Regions from separate parts of the Homo sapiens genome. Here region 2 is linked to region 1. A link is an interaction called in ENCODE POLR2A ChIA-PET data of the cell type or tissue named here. Cell type or tissue: Panc1. All regions are shown on one strand. Links, peaks and the distances in the headings refer to the core of each region. The heading gives the core; the rest is flanking DNA.

The links. Peaks named below come from ENCODE experiments on the same cell type or tissue, not always from the same donor. Only the 100,000 strongest peaks of a DNase experiment are listed, where the experiment ranks them.
Region 2: POLR2A ChIA-PET joins it to region 1 with 14 read pairs; 2 of 35 experiments call an interaction of 5 or more read pairs at or near these places.

The regions. Positions count from the first base shown.
Region 1 is chr12:116,410,393-116,415,760 of GRCh38, forward strand. No RefSeq gene overlaps it. Among named protein-coding and RNA genes, the nearest start is that of MIR4472-2, 15 kb to the right of the region's middle. In Panc1, for the core only: no CTCF peak of the experiment used is centred there; no DNase peak of the experiment used is centred there; H3K27ac peaks cover 3,335 bases.
Region 2 is chr12:114,685,881-114,691,248 of GRCh38, forward strand. All of the region lies in intron 1 of TBX3-AS1 (TBX3 antisense RNA 1), which reads left to right. Among named protein-coding and RNA genes, the nearest start is that of TBX3, 4.4 kb to the left of the region's middle. RefSeq lists enhancers at 117-969, 709-1,615, 970-1,820. In Panc1, for the core only: no CTCF peak of the experiment used is centred there; no DNase peak of the experiment used is centred there; H3K27me3 peaks cover 223 bases.

The sequences.
Region 1 (5,368 bases), core at 92-5,091:
CCAGCTACTCAGGAGGCTGAGGCAGGAGGATCTCTGGAATCCGGGAATTTGAGGTTGCAGTAAGCTATGATCATGCCACTGCATTCCAGCCTGGGTAACAGAGCAAGAACCTGGCTCTAAATAAATAAATAAATAAATAAAGCCGAGTTTGCAGCTATCACAGACTCTCAGCTGAAAAAACCCTTAAAGATCACCTAATCCATCCCCTAGATTTTGATGATGAGGCCTGAAGAGGCTCAGTCATTTGTCTACAGCTGTTGTGACAAACTCCAAAGCCATAGGGGCCAGGCAGGAAAAACAGATGCTGTCTAAGGTTCTAAGGAGTGGTGAGGACTGTGGCAAACTGGAGACAGGGGTTTCTCTAATGGGTCGCAGCAGCCTGGTTCCTACAGCCACGAGGGAATGAGGGCCCAGAGTGATTGGCGCCTCTGAATTTCCCCAGAGAAGCTGGAAGTCGTGTGTGTGTGTGTGTGTGTGTGTGTGTGTGTTCTGTGTGAAATCTTTCTGTTTTGAAATGTTGGCAACTCTTGGAAATTCTTGAGAACACTGTATGGGCCAAGGAAAATATGTCAGTGGATGAGACTTGGCCCCAGGGTCACCAGTGTGCAGTGTCTGGTCTATGGCCTGAGGCACGTGGGAAGTGCAGCAAGGATTCCTGGATTAAGGGGCTTTCTATCATGCCAGTAACAGGACGAGAGAAGAAACAGACCAGATGCGGGAGGAGAGAAGGAAGAGGGCTCCAGAGGAAGGAAATGGGAACAGAAACAGAAACCTGGGGCTTGCGGGTGCAGGGGGACACTCATCTCCAGGGTCTCCAGGGTAAGCTGGAAGGGGAAGCCCGGGGCTTACTGGTATTGTTTTGTTTCGTTTTGTTTAAATGAGGATGAAATTCACATAACATTAACTGTTTTGTTGTTGTTGTTGTTGTTGTTTTGAGATGGAGTCTCTCTCTGTTGCCCAGGCTGGAGTGCAGTGGTGCAATCTTGGCTCACTACAACTTCTGCCTCCTGGGTTCAAGCGATTCTCCTGCCTCAGCTTTCTGAGTAGCTGGGATTACAGGCGCCCACCACCATGCCCGGCTAATTTTTGTATTTTTGTTAGAGACAGGGTTTCACCATGTTGGCCAGGGTGGTCTCGAACTCCTGACCTCAGACGATCTGCCTGCCTTGGCCTCCCAAAGTGCTGGGATTACAGGCATGAGCCACTGTGCCTGGCCTAACAATAACTATTTTAAAGCATACAATTCAATGGCATTAAGTATATCCACAATATTGTACAACCATCAGCTCTATCTAGGCTCCAAAACTCTTTTTTTTTTTTTTTTTTTTTTTTTGAGATAGGGTCTCACTCTGTCTCCCAGGCTGGAGTGCAGCGGCACAATCTTGGCTCACTGAAGCCTCAGTCTCCCCAGGCTCAAGTGATTCTCCCACCTCACGCCCCTCAAGTAGCTGGGAACATAAGTGCACGCCACTATGCCTGGCTAATTTTATTTTATTTTTGTATTTTTTGTAGAGACAGTGTTTTGCTATGTTGGCCAGGCTGGTCTTGCACTCCTGAGCTCAAGCGATCCACCCGCCTCAGCCTCCCAAAGTGCTGGAGATATAGGCATGAGACACTGTGCCTGGCCCCAAAACTTTTTATCGACTCAAATGGAAACCCCATACCTGTTAGCAAGCACTTCCCATTCCCTCCTTCCCAGCCCATGGCAACCATGAATCTGCTTTCTGTCTCCCTGGATGTACTCATTCTGGACAGTTCATATAAATGGAATTACAGACTATCTGGCCTTTTGCGCCTGGCTTCTTCCACTTAGCTAATTTTTTTTTTTTTTTTTTTTTTTTTTTTGGCAGAGTATCACTCCATCACCCAGACTGGAGTGCAGTGGCTCAATCCTTGATCTTGGCTCACTGCAACCTCTACCTCCCAAGCTCAAGTGATTCCCATACCTCAGCCTCCCGAGTAGTTGGGATTACAGGGATCTGTCACCCTGCCCAGCTACCTTTTGTATTTTTAGCAGACATGGGGTTTCGCCATGTTGGCCAGGCTGGTCTTGAACTTCTGACCTGAAGCGATCCTCCTGCCTCAGCCTCCCAAAGTGCTGGGATTACAGGCCGTGAGCCACCGCACCCGGCCGGCCTGTTTTGGGGTTCATCCACACTGTAGGATGCATCAATACTTCATCCATTGATGGTTATTCGGGTTGTCCTGCAGTTGTGGATAGACCCAGGGCTCACTTTTCAAAGGGAGGTAATCCACCCTAGCGTTTAGGAACATAGGGGCCACGGACCCATGAGGTACAGCAGACACAATGCCTAGGGCCCATGAAAATGTCTTCATTTCTCTCTCTCTTTTTTTTTGAGACAGAGTCTTGCTCTGTTACCCAGACTGGAGTGCAGTAGTGCGATCTTGGCTCACTGCAACCTCTGCCTCACGGGTTCAAGTGATTCTTCTGCCTCAGACTCTCGAGTAGCTGGGATTATAGGCATGCACCACCAGGCCTGGCTAATTTTTGGATTTTTAGTAGAGACGGGGTTTCGCCATGTTGGCCAGGCTGGTCTTGAACTACTGACCTCAAGTGATCCACTGGTCTTGGCCTCCCAAAGTGCTGGGATTACAGGCGTGAGCCACTGTGCCCGGCCCAGTGCGGTTTCCATTTCTCTTAAAATCAGAAGGGAAAAGTCCCTAACTTTCAGGATTGAATAAAATGTCTTAATTTTTAATTCTGCCTGGATTATATTTCTCTTTATATTAAGGCAGCATAAAATACAATTATGCTTGAAAGGGCCCACAAAGGCAGGAGTGCCTAGGACCCACAAAGACTGGCCCTGTGGGGACACAGAAAATTGAGGACTCGGGAGTTGGGAAAACTTCTTAGTAGCTTTGTGACTGTTCACCCCAGGGCTGGTCCTTGTCTTGTTGAATGTCGCATCCCTCACTGCCAGAACAGTGCTTGGCCCATCGTAGGGGCTCAATAATTTTTTTTTTTTTTTGAGACGGAGTTTCGCTCTTGTTGCCCAGGCTGGAGTGCAATGGCGCAATCTCGGATCCCCACAAACTCCGCCTCTCGGATTCAAACGATTCTCCTGCCTCAGCCTCCCGAGTAGCTGGGATTACAGGCATGTGCCACCACGCCCGGCTAATTTTGTATTTTTAGTAGAGAGGGGGTTTCTCCATATTGTTCAGGCTGGTCTCGAACTCACGACCTCGGGTGATCCACCCGCCTTGGCCTCCCAAAGTGCTGGGATTACAGGCATGAGCCACCGTGCCCAGCCAATAAATATTTTTTAAGTTAATTAATCTGAGATGAGTCACTGCACTCATCTCCCAGGCTGGAGCACAATGGCGCGATCTTGGCTCACTGGAACCTCCACCTCCTGGGTTCAAGCAATTCTCCTGTCTCAGCCTCCCAAGTAGCTGAGACTACAGGCACGTGCCACCATGCCCGGCTAATTTTTGTATTTTTAGTAGAGATGGGGTTTCACCATATTGGCCAGGCTGGTCTCAAACTACTGACCTCATGATCTGCCTGCCTTGGCCTCCCAAAGTGCTGGGATTACAGGCGTGAGCCACTGCACCCAGCCAGTGTCACTGCACTTTTCTATGCCTCGGTTTCCTCACCTGAGATGAGGAAAGCTAATGTTATCTCTCAGGGGAGTTGGGAGGATGAGGAAGCTTGCAGCACGTGGAAGCTTTCTTCCCTGGTTTTTTAATGGCAGGGTGGGTAGCAAATTTACTAGAAGCAAATTTCCATCAATACTGAGGAGCAAGGCAAAAAACAAGAAACAAAACTGGCCGGGCGCGGTGGCTCATGCCTGTAATCCCAGCACTCTGGGAGGCCGAGGCGGGCGGATCTCAAGGTCAGGAGATCGAGATCATCCTGGCGAACACGGTGAAACCCCGTCTCTACTAAAAATACAAAAAATTAGCCGGGCGTGGTGGCGGGCGCCTGTAGTCCCAGCTACTCGGGAGGCTGAGGCAGGAGAATGGTGTGAACCCGGGAGGCAGAGCTTGCAGTCAGCCGAGATCGCGCCACTGCACTCCAGCCTGGGGGACAGAGAGAGACTCCATCTCAAAAAAAAAGAAAAAAAAGAAACAAAACTAAGGAGCAGCTGGGCACGGTGGCTCACGCCTGTAATCCCAGCACTTTGGGAGGCTGAGGTGGGTGGATCACTTGAGGTCAGACGTTCAAGACTAGCCTGGCCAACATGGCGAAACCCCATCTCTCTACTAAAAATACAAAACTTAGCCGGGCGTGGTGGTGTGCACCTGTAATCCCAGCTACTCGGAAGGCTGTGGCAGGAGGATCGCTTGAACCCAGAGGCGGAGGCTGTAGTGAGCTGAGAGCACACCACTGTACTCCAGCCTGGTTGACAGGAGAGAAACTCTGTCTCGAAACAAACAAACAAAAAACTGAAGAGCATTTGCTGGGTCTCTGTGAGACTGGAAGCACATCAAGGATTTCTGCAGCTTGGCTGAGTGGCCCCAGGTCTGGAGAAAAGGGCTGATGAGCAGAAAAAGACACCAAGGAGACGTCAAGGGAAACGGTGCCTGAGAGAAATTGACAGAGAGAAATTCGGATGAACAGGGAAGGTTCAGTGAGTGTGTGTGTGCGTGCATGCGTCCACGTGTGAATGAGTGTGTGTGAGCACGTGCATGCGTCCACGTGTGAATGAGTGTGTGTGCGTGTGTGTCCATGTGTGAGTGGGTGTCTGTAAATGTGTGTTGTGTGTACATTTGAGGATTGTGTGTGTATGAATGTATGTGAGTATTGTGCATGCACACGTGTCTGTGTGAGACTAAATAATGTGTGAATGAGTGTCTTTGTGTGAATGTGTGAGAGTGTGCATGTCTGTGTGCGTGAGTGCTGTGTGTGCCTGTGAGACTTGTGTGTGAGTGTGTGAATGTGTGTGAACACGTGCGAATGTGTCTCTGTGACAATGTGTGTGAACCTCTGTGAACATGTGTCTGAATGGGGCATGTGAATATGTGTGTGTGAGTGCATATGCGATTACGTGTGCCTGTATGAGCGTGTCTGGGAGAGTGTGTGTGTTGTATGTGCATGTCTGTGTGTATGCGTGAATGAGGGGGGTGTGTGTGATTGTGTCTGAGTGTGTCTGGGAGAGTAAGTGTGTGTGCACATGTCTGTGAGTATGTGTGCATGTGTGAACGAGTGTCGTGTATGTGTGAGTGCATGTATGTGATTGTGTGTGTGTGTCTGAGCGTGTCTGGGAGAGTGTGTGAGTATTGTGTGCACATGTCTGTGTATGTGCATGTGTGAATGAGTGTCGTGTGTGTGATTGTGTGTGTCTGTATATGTCTGGGAGAGTGTGTGAGTGTTGTGTGTGCCTGTCTGTGAGTGTGTATGTGT
Region 2 (5,368 bases), core at 238-5,237, 1.7 Mb before region 1:
TGTGTCTCTGTAGGCCAGCACAGGCCTCTCTCGCATTTTGCCTTGTGCACCCGCGCAACCCCCAGCAACCCCGAAACCCCAACGTGGCACCAAGGGAAGGGTGAAAATGAAGTGCTCTTGTGGGCCAACCACGCTGAGATAGGGGAGGATCTTTTGAGGCGACAGGCTTCTCCAGCCTCGCATTTTTGACGCACATGGTTAAGAGAGCTTGGCGCCAGCGTTGAGAATTCCCTGAAGTCACCAGAGAGAATAGTGTGGTTCTGCGAACTCCGTCTGGCTCGCCATCTCGCCCCTTTCTTTCCCTTTCAGTCTGTCTTTCTCTGGCGTCCTCTCTGTCTCTGCCAGTGGTTAAAATAGAGAAAGGAGAGAGAGGGAAAATTACGAGGTGGTGGTGCCCCAGAGTGTTGGCTCATAACACCCCCTCCCGCATCCCCTCCTCCCCACCTGAAGGGTGCGAAAGGCCAGGCCATTTCCCGCCTTACACAGAACACGGAAGTCACTGCAGGGTTTCATGAGTCTCTGGGGACCCCCGCCCCAAAAAAAAGAAAAAGAAAAGAAAAGAAAGAAATAGAAAAAAAAAGTGCACCCCCTCCCCCAGACTGCTCGCCTCCGGGGCCTGGGGCCCCTTCGCTGCTCTTTCAAGAGCGGCCCCAAATCCCAGCGATCTGGTTTTGCCTGCCTGCCCTCGCAGGCCAATCTCTGCCCCACTACTTGGGGTGGAAGCAAAGTAGTTCTACAACCACACTGTGACCGACCTCCTCCTCACCCACTCGGTGCCCCCAAGCGTCCCACGCACAGCAGAGAGACATTCCTCTGCATTCTGGCCAGCTGTCAGCTTTGGAAATGGGAGGGGAGCTTGCGGATTTTACTTAAAAATGTCTAGATTTGTTTTTGGCTCCGCGGGTGGACTGAGAGGGAGTTCTGCCCCTCACACTGTCCTCCTCCCTCAATTGCCTATTTTTTGCCCATAGCTCTAACTTAACCCTGTGATCACCCCAGATCGCTACTTCTGACCCCCATCTCCTCTCCCACACCAACCTCCAGCGCGCGAAGCAGAGAACGAGAGGAAAGTTTGCGGGGTTCGAATCGAAAATGTCGACATCTTGCTAATGGTCTGCAAACTTCCGCCAATTATGACTGACCTCCCAGACTCGGCCCCAGGAGGCTCGTATTAGGCAGGGAGGCCGCCGTAATTCTGGGATCAAAAGCGGGAAGGTGCGAACTCCTCTTTGTCTCTGCGTGCCCGGCGCGCCCCCCTCCCGGTGGGTGATAAACCCACTCTGGCGCCGGCCATGCGCTGGGTGATTAATTTGCGAACAAACAAAAGCGGCCTGGTGGCCACTGCATTCGGGTTAAACATTGGCCAGCGTGTTCCGAAGGCTTGTGCTGGGCCTGGCCTCCAGGAGAACCCACGAGGCCAGCGCTCCCCGGACCCCGGCATTAGGCGCCAGCTGCCGGCTATCTGCGGTCTTTTTCTCTCTGCAGACCCCTCGATCCTCTTTCCTTCGGTCTCACACTCAACAAAAGACAGACTAGAGACGTTGAAAGAGCCTGCCCTTCAACAGAGTCCCAGAAAAGGGTGACTTAAGGGGAGGAGAAGGGAGAAAGAGGGCAGATTCCGGGTCAGAAAAGACCCAGATAATTTCTGGCGTCTCTGAAATATTCCTCCACCTTTTCGCAAAAAGAGTTTTCACTTAATTGTAGCTCTAGAATTAAAAAAGTAAATTAACTGAAAAACCTCTCTATCTGCAATGCCCGCAGCATTTAAAGTAGTGCGGGTGCAAGTAGGCGAGTGTTAAAGCTGGGTGGGGGGAGGACCCTGAAAATAATGTTCCTTTGTGGGGGTGGGGTCGGGGTGGGGGTCGGGGGAAACAAAACCAAATCAACTGTCCTTAGCCCAGGCCACGGTGCCAGCAAAGAAGCTGGCCTTGCCCGAGACGGAAGCTTAGCCCACGCCACTTTTCCCTGCCGCACTGCCTGCCTCAAACTATAAAGGGGACAAACCGACCCTTTTGTGATCAAATGGTGTTTATCTGGAGTTTACAAAAAGGGCGGGGAGGAGGGTAAAAGGATGGTGGGTAGGCGGGGTCGTTTGCTTTGGCCAGTTTGCTGTAAATATTCCCTTCAGCATGTGTGAGGTCTGGCAAGGGAGTATTATATGCTTATTCCCTCTTAAACTTTCACCCCCGTTTGCCGCAGAGCTCTTTTCAGTCCGAGGTGTCACTAAATTGGGAATTCTGTTGACAGAAGGGCATCCAAGATTCACCGGGGGTATGAGACCTAATTAAGAAGTTTCATACAGGGGTGGGTTCATATATGAACTTTTCCTGGGGGAGGGGCGTTCTGGTCATCCTGGCAGTTTGGCAATGGCTCCTCGTTTCTGCCCAGTGCCCCAGCCCATTTGATCTCAGGATCCCAGCCTCTTTTGATATTGACGAGCTTTGAAACTGACCAGGTGCCTGCCCCCCAAGGGCTCCCATTCTCTTTCGGGCTCAATTCTCCCACCTGAGGAAGTGATTTTCTTATCACGGATCCCAGGGAAGTAGCTCTCTAGTTTACTGTTTGTGGTCCTCCTGCAAATTGCCCTAGCACCCCCTACCCCTCTGGGGTACATACATTAGCACTGCTATGCTACCCTGAACCCTGACTCTCCCCCTGGCAGTGCTGAACCCAGTGGAGGCTTGCTCTTCCTCCAGGAGTCTCCACTCACCATGCACCCCCATCCCTTCCTCCTCCCCAAAGCTTGCTTTGAGAGCTTAGTTCCTCTCTGGTCCAGAAGCTGCCTGTCAGTCCCTTGGAGACAGGCTGGACTCCCCCACCTTTCCTCCCTCCAGGGCAGACACTAGCTTCTTGGTTGGACCAGACAGACAGGGCAGGACATTCACCTTTTGTTTCTTTTTCCATTCCTTTCTTTCTCCTCCCCACCACCCCCCCCCCCCCTTTTCTTTTGGTCTCCTTGTCTTTCTGCTCATCCCCATTTAGGATTATTTGAATGCGTGTCTGGAATCTTTCTTATTCTTTTTCCTTCTACTTTCTCTTCTCCTCCTTTCATCAATCTTGTTCTTGGTTTCTATTTCTCTTTCTTGTCTTGTATCTATTTCCCAGGCTTTAACTTCTCATGTTTTGTTTTGTTTTTTTTTTTTTTCTACCTTCTTTATCCTATTTTTTCTGGCTGTTTTGGTCCTGTCTGAATTCTCTCCTGTCTTTCTGACCTGGTGCCTCCGTACTCTGCCCCCTTTCCCTCCCTCATCTTTCCCAGCAACCATGACAGCCTGGAGATCCCTCTTCCTGGGGCTGAAGCAAACACCTTCCCCTCTCTTCCTTGACTAGAAAGATAAAGTATCTTGAGAGATAGAAAAACATTGTGTGCATTTGCCTAGAGTGGCAGTTTTACCTTCTCCTCTTGGCATTTCCAAAGCCACCCCTTTCTCCAGAGTTGAACCCCATCTTTGCTCCCTAAGCTCTAAGGCCACCTCCCCATCTTTTCCAGAGCAGGAACCTAGGGTGAGGAGCTGCAAGTTAACCTAGGAACCTAGGGTGGGGAGCTCTATAGCCCCCAGCTCCCAGCTTCCTACTTGCCCCAGCAGCACGGAGCTTTCCTGTAACACACATTTCCCCTATCCTCTGACATTCCTCTAAATTATTGATCTGGGCAATTTGGTGCAAGCGTCTGTAGCATGTTTCAGAGAGAGAAGACTGAAAGTTGTCTAGCTTGGAGAAGCAATATTTTTAGTACAGAGGCTCAGTTTGTTGCCAGTTGGTTTATGCCGTTTCTAGAGCATCATTCGCTATGCACTTAATCCATGCTCATCATACCTCCTTAATGTAAATATGTTTTTGGCAGAGGCAAAATGAAAACATTTTGCCCTCCATATTATTCTTATTAGCACCTACCTTTCCTCAAAGCTGATCACCCTGCAAAATGGCAAATTTGTACACAGCCAGTGATTTAGATAAGTTAGAAGGGAAATGAGAGAGGTAAGATTGAAGGATGTGTGTGTGTCTGGGGAGAGTGCTTTTTCTACATCTGTGAAGGTTTTTTCCTCTCTCAGGAAAGGGAACCAATTGTGGTTTCCTAATTTCAAGTCAATCTATATCTTCAACCTTCTCTTTGTGTGTGTGTGTGTGTGTGTGTGTTTTACCTAATTACTTTAAAAAAAAAGATAATGCAATGGGCATTATTAGGCCAGCAGAAATGAATTCACAAGGAAGGGGCCAGGAATTTTTTCTCTCATTTTATCTGACCCAGAACCACCAAGACACAGGCCAGAGCTGACTTTTGCCCCAGGCACTTTTGACCACCCAGCACCTTTCTTTCTTCAACATCCTCTTTCTAGATTTTCAGTCGAGACAGGTAAGGGTATAAGTGGCCTCTCAGAGGTTTGTATCAAAATTTTACTTGTAGGGTAGAGGGACTAAGTGACAGAATACTTTAAGAGGGTGGAGGAGAAATTTAACAGTCCTCTCATGCAGACGGAGGGTGACATTCAAATGGGAGAATTTACTTCTGTGGTTTGCTACTGTTTCATTCTTTCCCTTATCATTGGTAGTGTTGTTAGGTGGCAGGGTTGTGGGGCAGAGTGGGGTTTCGCCCTGGGGGAGCATATGTGGCAGAGGGCACAGGAAGATCTGTAAGCAAGAGGGCATAGCAAATTAAATGACCACACTGTCAGGAAGGTTGACAGGCCAAAGAAAGATCAGCTCCTCCAAATCTGCTGAACTAACTCTCCCCTCGTAGCCCCAGACACGTTTTCTCAATTTGAGCACAATATCCATTACTATTTCCCGTACTGGGTTTCAATTAAAGAGAGTGAGAGTAGAAAGTTCACTGGTGTTTGGGGGTTCATTTATTTCCAAGCAGGATGCAAATGAAAGGGAGCCGTGGGCACAGAGTTGTCATGTGTGTTTTTCCTCCCTCTTCTTTCCATTTCCTTCTTGCAACCTTCCCTCCACTTCTTGCCAGCCACCCAGCACACCCGTGTTCCCAAAGCAAATGTTTTCATGTCTTGAAAATCCAGTTAGGGTGAGGAGAGAAGGAAGGTGATAACATCATACCTACTGATGCCCCCTAGAGATGAAGCTGTCCTGGGGGCACTTAAGGCTTGAGGGAAGGATTTACCTTCTCGAGATGGGCACAGGAATTGGGGTAGTGTGAGCACTTGAAGGGTTCCAGGTTTTACTGTTGCACTGAAAACAGATGCAATCCCTCCTGCTGTAACATGCCCCTATGGAAAAAATCTAGCCTTCTGTGCAGTTATCCTGTTTTGGTCCTAGAACACAGGGTGGTGATCTTGCTTCTCTGGGGGGTGCCAGGCAAATAGAAGACGTGAAAATCTGCTGCCAAGGTCAGGATGTAGGTCCTGGATTC